Regions from separate parts of the Homo sapiens genome. Here regions 1 and 2 are each linked to region 3. Evidence: chromatin contacts called from ENCODE Hi-C or POLR2A ChIA-PET data. All regions are on one chromosome and are shown on one strand. The core of a region is the stretch at or near the end of the contact, and the rest is flanking DNA. Distances in the headings are between cores, read along the strand shown. Region 1 has its middle 32 kb from the start of LINC02917. Region 2 holds the start of MBNL1 (muscleblind like splicing regulator 1). Region 3 holds the start of SUCNR1 (succinate receptor 1).

Region 1 (2,814 bases), core at 96-2,595, 360 kb after region 3:
TAATTTAAAAAGTTATTAAAAGATGTTAAATAGATTAAAAATGGAAGACTATTTTTAAAGAATTCTATTTTATATTATTTATCCAAGAAGATTAGAAAGACTATTATTTGTATTTTATAATTCACTAGTTACATTAAACAATTTTTTTTTCAGTACCTAATATGCCAAAGAACTGAGTTGAGACAACAACAAAATGAAGCATACTTTCCTCCTTTGGAGCAGAGAGTAGATAGTATATTTTCCTGATTCTAAGACTTTGTGTTCCTGTTTGAACATGTCTCAAACCAGGATTGGTCTTTTAGTTAATGAATACATTTGAAAGAGTATTATTAATCATTCATGCATCTTACATTTGACTCCAGTCTTCTACTGTCCCTGATGATCTAGAAGCAGAAATCAGAAAGCCAATGCCACTTCATGCTATGGGGATGTTCCAAATCCTATCAGGGACAAAAGAATGGGTGAGCTAGGTCTTGAGAGAATCCTGCTCTGCATGAGTTATTTCTATGGCTGCTGCATTCTAAATGACTAAGCATTTCTGACCCTGAAGAACCTGGCATGTGTCCTTATGACCCCACGTGAGAGGATTATAGAGAAAGGCATTAATTTGACTGGGATATCAGGAAAGATTTAAAGATACTGGAGCTGTCAGATTATTTTTATAAAAGCATTGTTTTGCTTCCATTATTTCTTTGTTCAAAAAATATCAAATATCCAGCCTGAGCAACATAGTGAGACCCCTATCTCAACAAATAAATAAACAAATAAATAAATAAGCCTGGCATGATGTTGCATGCTTGTAGTCCCAGCTACTTGGGAGGCAGAGGCAAGAGGATTGCTTGAGCCTGAGAGGTTGAGGCTACAGTGAGCAATGATCATGCCACTGAGAACTGAATTTTTAATTATATTTAATTTTAATCAATTAAATTTAAATTTAAAAAGGGAAACTGATTTTCTATATTGCTGCATATTTGAATGATAACATTGTTTATATATTGGGTTAAATAAAATATTTTATTAAAATTTATTTCACCTCTTTCTCTTTAAGGTAGAGACTACAATATTTTTAATGATACATATGGTTTGCATTATGTTTTTCTTAGACAATGCTAGTCTAAGGACAATAAAAAAGCCTGCTTTTCTTGACATTCTACACTTCAAATAAAACATTCCCTTTCCTCCAGATTTCCTCCCTGTTATAAAAGACTTTTGGTTGCAAGTGACAGAAGTTTAATTCAAACTGGTTATAGAAAAAAGAAAGAATTTATTGGCTTAGTTAATGAAAACAAGCTGAAGAGGGATTCAGGCATAGTTGGAGTCACAGACTCTGATGATGTCATCAGAACCCTCTTCCTCTTCTCACTTTCCCTCAGGTCTGCTTTCCTCTCTGTTGGCTTCATTCTTTTACTGGTTTTCTCCTCACAGTAGTCCCCAGTTTTAGGCTTATATAATTCTTACAGCTAGCCAATCCCAGCAAAAGCAGAACTTAAAATTTCCATAAGTAAGTCTTATTGGCTGGCTTGAATTACACGCTCCTCTTTGAACCAATCACTGTGTCAAAGGAAAACAATTAAACTTATTTCCCAGACATTGGTCATATGCTTACACCAATGTTGGTGTAGGAGGAAATTGATGCCACTCACCTCACATGCAGTGATACCAAAGAAGGGCCTGTTCCTCAGAGGAAAATCGTGACAACTTGTCACCAGAAGAAAGAGAATCATTAATGGGTAGGAAAAAACACAGACACCCAAAAAAGCTGATTGTTCACACTAGAAGTTTTTTCTTCTTCTTCTTCGGAAGACATATAAGACGCCTGGTCAACATAATGAAACCCCATCTCTACTAAAATACAAAAATTAACCAGGCGTGGTGGTGGGCGCCTGTAATCCCAGCTACTCGGGAGGCTGAGGCAGGAAGATCGCTTGAACCCAGGAGGTGGAGGTTGCAGTTAGCCAAGGTCGCGCCATTGCACTCTAGCCTAGGCTACAAGAGTGAAACTCAATCTCAAAAAAAAAAAAAAAAAAAAAAAAGACACTGTTCCTTACAACACCCTCCATTTTCTGAAGCCCCTTTCTCTCTGGCTTCATCTGTTGTGCTCCTTCACCACCCCATTCCCAACCCTTCCAGTTTATGCCTCCCAAATAGGATACTACATGTAGCTCCGTGAATATGATTCTGTTTCTCTGACTTTCATGCCTTTTCCAATTTGTCCCCTCCCCTTTCAAACACCCATGAAGTCCTACTCATCCTCAAGTGTCAATTCAATCATTACACTTTCTGAGCCAATTCTTGATTTGGCTAGCCTAGGACATGTTCTGTAACTCTCCTTTGCGTTTCCCCTGAAACGGTACACCTTCTAGCAGATCAGTTTCCAATTCAAGTGTATAATTTAATTGTATGACGGGACTAATGTATATTTTTTTTAACCTTGCTTTTCCCCCTTTAGAACCTTGCTTTCTTGCTCAGGCTGGACCTGAACTCCTGGGTTCAAGTGATCCCCCTGCTTCAGCTTCCCGAGTAGCTAGGACTACAGGTACACACCACTGTGCCCAGCGAGGGCTAATGTAAATCTTGAGCAATGTCTGCTTGAAGTGGTATATTTTAAATGATCGATTTCATATAGTTTAATGAAGGGAGTATTTAGAGGTGTTGCCATGATTAGTAGTAAATGAGGTATGGCAGAGATGAGCAATGGTGGAAATTGCTAATTGGATTACCACCCCTAGACCTGAAAGGCAAGGAAGAATCATGATATTGGAACCTAGTAATAGCTAATAGCTGAGACTGAGAAAGACAGAGAGTAGCTGTGGC
Region 2 (2,827 bases), core at 25-2,524, 400 kb after region 3:
GGCACCATTTAATTAATTAATTTGTTCTGGAAGGGATCAGTGTACAATTTTAACTCAGTGCTTTGTGGATCTAGCTAAAGGTCAAGAACTAAAGTCGGCTATTAGTGCCTCTGGAAGATATTTCTGCACTTTAGCACCTTTCTGATGTTTTTCCTTCACCTCGAGCTGGCCTCACTCTCTTCAACAAAACCGAACCTGCAGGAAGAATGTTGTACCATATCCAGCATTTTTGTCCCAACAAACATGGGACAAACGTTTTTCACTAGAATCATCCTTGAACAAGTTATCCGAATTCCTTACATTCAAAGGAAATCCTGCCCCCAGTCTCCAAAACTTCATCACATCACAGACGTTCAGGATTCTTTCCATTCAAAGCAAAGCCAAGTTACATCTTATAGCACCCAGTGAATTATGATATGGGGCTGCGGTTTATTTGCTCTGGCGACAATATGGCTTACTTGCCGTGGAATATCCCGGTATTTCAGAAGTAACATATTATTTTTAAAGAGGGAGCTTTGCTTTCTCTAAATCACATGGTGCAAAGTTGGGAATACAGTGGCCTGTAAATTACAAATATTATTTACAAACTAGAAGGAAAGCTGACATGTGTTTGTGCCTGTGTGACAGTTTCACTAAGGAATTCCAAAACTGTGGATAGCCTGTTACTTGAGAAAAATACACGGTGGCAGTCTTGCAGATGTTTTTCCCGCCTGTTAGCCCTCCAGGTTCAAAAACTGTTTGGTGCATTTTAAGGCGGCAGTCTCACCAGATCGCAGGATTCTAGTCTAATTGGCTTCTAACCTTCAATCTAACCTTGCCGGCTTCCTTGCAAAGCCCGGTGCAAGGGCCTCTTTCAAAATGAACCCACTGGTGTGCCTAGCAGTCGGTAGAAGAAGCGGGAGGGCGTCCGGTCTGCACGCCCGCCGCGAGGTTACAATGCTGAACGCATGAGATGGAAGATACCAACGGGAGGCCGAGGGGATCCACGGCGCCCGCGCGGGCTCCGGCTTCCTCCTGCTCTCGGCGCCGCTGGGCGACCGCCCATGACCCGCTCTTGCGGGCTCTGTCCGGTTGACAGGCGACCCTGTGGCCCGGGGAAGCGCGGGAGGGCGCCGGCGGAAAGTTGAAGAGCGTTTTTCTCGCCGCCGCGTGCATTAGGAGCTCGACGAGTCCGCCCTGGGCTTCCTGGTGGGGCTGGGCGGGCGGGGGAGGGGCCGCGCAGCAGCAGCGGAAGCCAGACCTCGGCGATAAGAGGCTGCACAGCGACATGCAACAGTCTTTTCACTGCAGCTGAATGAGTTGTGGCGCCCACAATGCTCCCATGACAAGGAGCTGACAAGTTCCATTTTCCGTCGCGGGCATCTTGGAATCATGACTCCCACAATGCCTTGGGCACTTGGTCGACAGTGGGGCCGCCTCTGAAAAAAAAATGTGAGAGGTAAGTTTCCATTTTCACAGTTTCCCCGCGCCGCTTCATTGTTCGGACTCCGGCGGGTCTGCCCGTGGCTGAAGGAGGAAGTGCGAGGAGGTGCTCGCCGGCCGCGGTTCTCCCGGGCAGGGGCGGGCCGCTCGCGGTAGTTGGTTTCGCGTCCCTCAGCACCTCCTGCCCGGGGGAAGGCGGGAGGGTGAGCCGCAGCCGCTCCTGCGCCCTTCCCTGCCGCGGGCTCTGCGGACGCTGTCACGGCACAGCCCGCGCACGGCTTGGCAGCCCAGCGGGACCCAGGGAGAAACAGGGGGGCGAGAAGAGAAACAGGTGCGTGCAAGTGTACTCACAACTTAATGACCTTTGTCGGGGGAAGGTGTGAGTCCCTCTGAGTCGAGCGGCGCGCGGGTCTTCCCGGCGGCTCCCGCATCCCTGGCCCCGGGGCTGCCATCCCGCCCGGTTTTCATCTGGGCCAAATATGTGCACGCAAAGGTTAATTCTCTGCTTGCTACCCATAAATTACGCATGACATGTTTAGCTGGGCTGCCTTATATGGAGAGTGCTGTATTTCAGGCCAGTTTGCCTTTTGCCAAGTTTACAGGGCGGAAGACGCCCTGTAGGAGAGGGCTGCCTCCTCCTTTTCTTCTTCTTCTTTTTTTTTTCATCGTTTTGTAGTGCGTCACTCAAAAACTGTAAGAAAAGTAAGTATAGAAGCTCTTTGGGTGGAGCCGCAGTTGGTTGAATTGCTTTCATGAAAGGTTGAAAAGAATGAAAAGTAGTTAGTACTTGGGTTCTGGTTTTTAGACAAAAGCAGGACAAATATGTAGCCACCCCCCAACTTTTTTTTTTTTTTTTAAACGGAGCCGGAATCTGTTATTGGTAGTAATGTGTCATGTGAGAATACTTTGATTCCAGAGCCTGTAACACGAGCAGGTATATGGTGGCGCTTATGCCTTCCCCTCGCACAGCACTTTACAACTACAGGGGTGTTGCTGCCAGAGTAATATTGTATTCTTAAGGCTCTCTGGGGCCGGGAGAGTATGCGGCTGTTGGGATTCTGGGGTGTATTTCCGTGGAGTATGTCTCCCCAGGATTAAAGTTAAGAAGCTGCCGGAAAGGTTGTTGCCGCTGACTTCACTTTGTGTGCCCACCAGCACAGGCACAAGTCATAGCAGATGGATGGCAAACTCTGCCATATACTCTGAGGAGTTTCTTAAATTAATACGCTAGGAGAGAAGTCATAATTAATGCTTTTAGACTTTCGAGCCCTCTGCAGCGTGCTTTGAAATACTACACCGGTGGACACTATGTCCCTTCCTCCTGGGTTTGAACACAGTGTCTGTTTATACACAGAGGGTGTTTAGTACCTAAGTATTCTATACCAGCACAAGAGAGCCACTCCAC
Region 3 (2,700 bases), core at 74-2,573:
TCTGCAATCTTGAGAAAGTTAATTGACCTCTCTGAACCTTAGCTTTTTAATCTGCAAAATGAGAAAAATCTTAAATAATAACAACCTCAGAGGATTACTATATGCATTTGATGCATAAAGGTACTTAGTGTAATACCTGCCTGCCACATCACAAGAACTCAACAAATTATAGATATTTTTATTTCATGTAAATGCACATGTTTGTATACATAAATATTCATACATGTATAAATATATTTTACACATGTATATAAAGTGTGTAATATAGACACATATGTATGTATATATGTATGTGTATATATACATACATATATTTTGAGTTCCTGAGTTTTTAAGCTGTCAGATATTGGTGAGGAGAAATGCTTAGTTAGGAGGATGCCTGTAACAGAGCTTCTTTTTGGGCTTCTGCCTGTCATTGCTAACTCAATATTCAACTTACATAGCATTTAAATTGAATTACTGCTGCCTGCACAATTATGGGCTTTCTTAGTATAATCCCTATGCTTCACATCAAGAAGACTGAGTGTTTACTTGAATCTAAACCTAATATAATGCTTGGAAAAAGCCAGGTGTGCTTCCTGTCTGAAATGGTGGTAATGTACTTCCAGATGTTTTTCAGAGCATTGATTGGGATATATAAATTGCCATCTATTAAGGTTATTTTACTTAGCATCTCTCTCCCTAATCCCTAGCTATCTGATGTATCTTTTATGTGTTTCTTGATTTTAAGCACAGAAAATAAAATGGAAAATAACTTGAAGCTCTAGTATCTTTTTGCTAGTACACCAACATAGCATATATCCAGGTTTCCCTTTAAAATTTCAGTTTTATAGTTCCCTCAAAGTTATTGAAAACAGAGGTTTCGTTATTATATTCTCAATACAGAATTCACTAAGAAAATTAATTTTAAAAAAGAAGAAAAGCAGAGGCAACTGTATTCCCAATATAAGCAGTATTTACCACTTCTTATTGTGTAAATATGCAAATAAAATGAAAATAAGGAATGCTTCTCTGTTGCTTTGGTAGTGGATAAAATAAGTTCAACAGTGTTTTTCTAAAAATCTATTTGGTAAATGTGTTTCCTGTGAAATGAGTTACTTGTTTTTTGTCATTCAATTGCAAAACTGCATGTGAAAATAAAATAAATGTGAATGTGAAAATAAAAGCCTCACAAAAATTCCTCTGCATGAACATCTCTGACTGGGAGGTTTGACTGAATAAATTATTCCTGGGCTTTTGAATTATTAATCTTGGCTGCAGGATATGCAAATAGGATATGCAAATAGGACACTGTAATAACCATGTCCAGTGGCACAACACTGGGTCAGAAGCTATATCCAGCTGCTGGCAGAGTTCCTGTCAAGGGATCAAGTCTTCCAACAGAATGGTAAGCTACATGGCAAATTGTGCCTCTCAGTGTATAAAGTAAGGCCAGATTTCCTTCTAAAGGTGACCTGTGAGCAATTAAGGTTTTCAGTATTAAGTGTTTAAATTAATTCTTTATAAATAGATGTAAAACAGCAAAATAATTGAAAAAAAAAAGTCATTTTTATCTCTACGTTTATTTTTCAACAAATTAACTGTCTTCTTTTAGTTGTCAAATACTAATTTTATTTTATGTAAAAGGATTTATTATATTTGCTAACATCTCAACAACTTATATTTCAACAAAATAGTAATTGGATTTACCTAAATAAATATAACTACTTATGGGGAAAAATTAAAGTTCCTAAATGATTTGAAACAATCATGTATTTGATACATACACACACACACACACACACACACACACACACATATACATACATATATATATATATATATATATTTTTTTTTTTTTTTTTTTTTTTTAAGACAGAGTTTCACTCTTGTCACCCAGGCTAGAGTGTCTGAGTGCCAGAGTGACACATTTACAGCATGTGTTGGCTCACTGCAACCTCCGCCTCTGGGGTTCAAGCAATTCTCCTGCCTCAGCCTGCAGAGTAGCTAGGATTACAAGCGCCCACCACCACGCCCGGCTATTTTTTTTGGATTTTTTAGTAGAGATGGAGTTTCACCATGTTGGTCAGGTTGGTCTCAAACTCCTGACCTCAGGTGATCCACTCATCTCGGCCTCTCCAAGTGTTGGGATTCCAGGCATGAGCCACTGTGCTGGGGCATAATATTTTTATGTTTAGAAAATAATGTATTTGGGGGAATTTTCAGGCATCCTAAAAATTAAATTTAACATTTATGTGTGTAAAAATGATATTACCCAATAATTAATTTACTTAGGAAAAATGAAAAATTGCAGAAACCATTTCTATTCTACCTTCCATAACTTTTCAAAATGTGTGTGGTATTCTTAAAGAAGTTAATACACAATTTGTGCCATACTATTACTTTTTAATACCTTAATTTCTGGTGTAATGTATGGAATACATAAAAATAAAGTTACAAATGTTAAATTATTATATCTTTTCAGTGTGAATATATATTTTTGCTCAAATTATTTAGTAATCAAAAAAGTAATTTGTTAAAAAAAATTCTCATGTTACCATGTAAATTTGCCTTAAGGTAGCACTTAAAAGTAAACATTTTACAAATGTTATTTGTTTAATTGTGATGACTATAAAAACAAACAATTAAAAAGCTAAGAAACTATCACATATATATTTTAAAGTAAATTTCAAAAATGCAGATTTTCAAAAGGCTGAATAT

What was found. A loop is a pair of places that touch in the nucleus more often than their neighbours do. ChIA-PET counts read pairs that join two places held with the same protein, here RNA polymerase II (POLR2A). Pooled maps may share reads with other maps.
Region 1: a map with no recorded cell type shows a loop between it and region 3 (2.8-fold over the local background). The contact joins the enhancer-like site here to the promoter of SUCNR1 in region 3. A Hi-C loop is called at or near these places in 11 of 37 single-sample maps with no recorded cell type and 4 of 50 pooled maps. POLR2A ChIA-PET finds 5 or more read pairs at or near these places in 1 of 52 experiments (activated CD4-positive, alpha-beta T cell).
Region 2: a loop to region 3 is called in a map with no recorded cell type, with 8 times the contacts of the local background. The contact joins the promoter of MBNL1 here to the promoter of SUCNR1 in region 3. A Hi-C loop is called at or near these places in 9 of 37 single-sample maps with no recorded cell type and 2 of 50 pooled maps.

What each region holds. Positions count from the first base shown.
Region 1 is chr3:152,235,591-152,238,404 of GRCh38, forward strand. No RefSeq gene overlaps it. Among named protein-coding and RNA genes, the nearest start is that of LINC02917, 32 kb to the left of the region's middle. Within about 2 kb of position 1,346, at least 3 of the 41 ENCODE cell types and tissues checked have a DNase peak (open chromatin) inside an H3K27ac peak, as active enhancers do.
Region 2 is chr3:152,267,655-152,270,481 of GRCh38, forward strand. MBNL1 (muscleblind like splicing regulator 1) reads left to right here and starts at 1,275. Exons shown (of 10, transcript NM_021038.5): 1 at 1,275-1,438. It overlaps MBNL1-AS1 (MBNL1 antisense RNA 1), which reads right to left and starts at 1,972. Exons shown (of 2, transcript NR_027038.1): 1 at 1,774-1,972; 2 at 1-1,418. RefSeq lists enhancers at 478-1,320, 763-862, 1,321-2,162 and silencers at 1,053-1,112, 1,163-1,212, 1,613-1,722.
Region 3 is chr3:151,872,320-151,875,019 of GRCh38, forward strand. It overlaps SUCNR1 (succinate receptor 1), which reads left to right and starts at 1,324. Exons shown (of 3, transcript NM_033050.6): 1 at 1,324-1,387. The region is part of intron 1 of AADACL2-AS1 (AADACL2 antisense RNA 1); the gene reads right to left.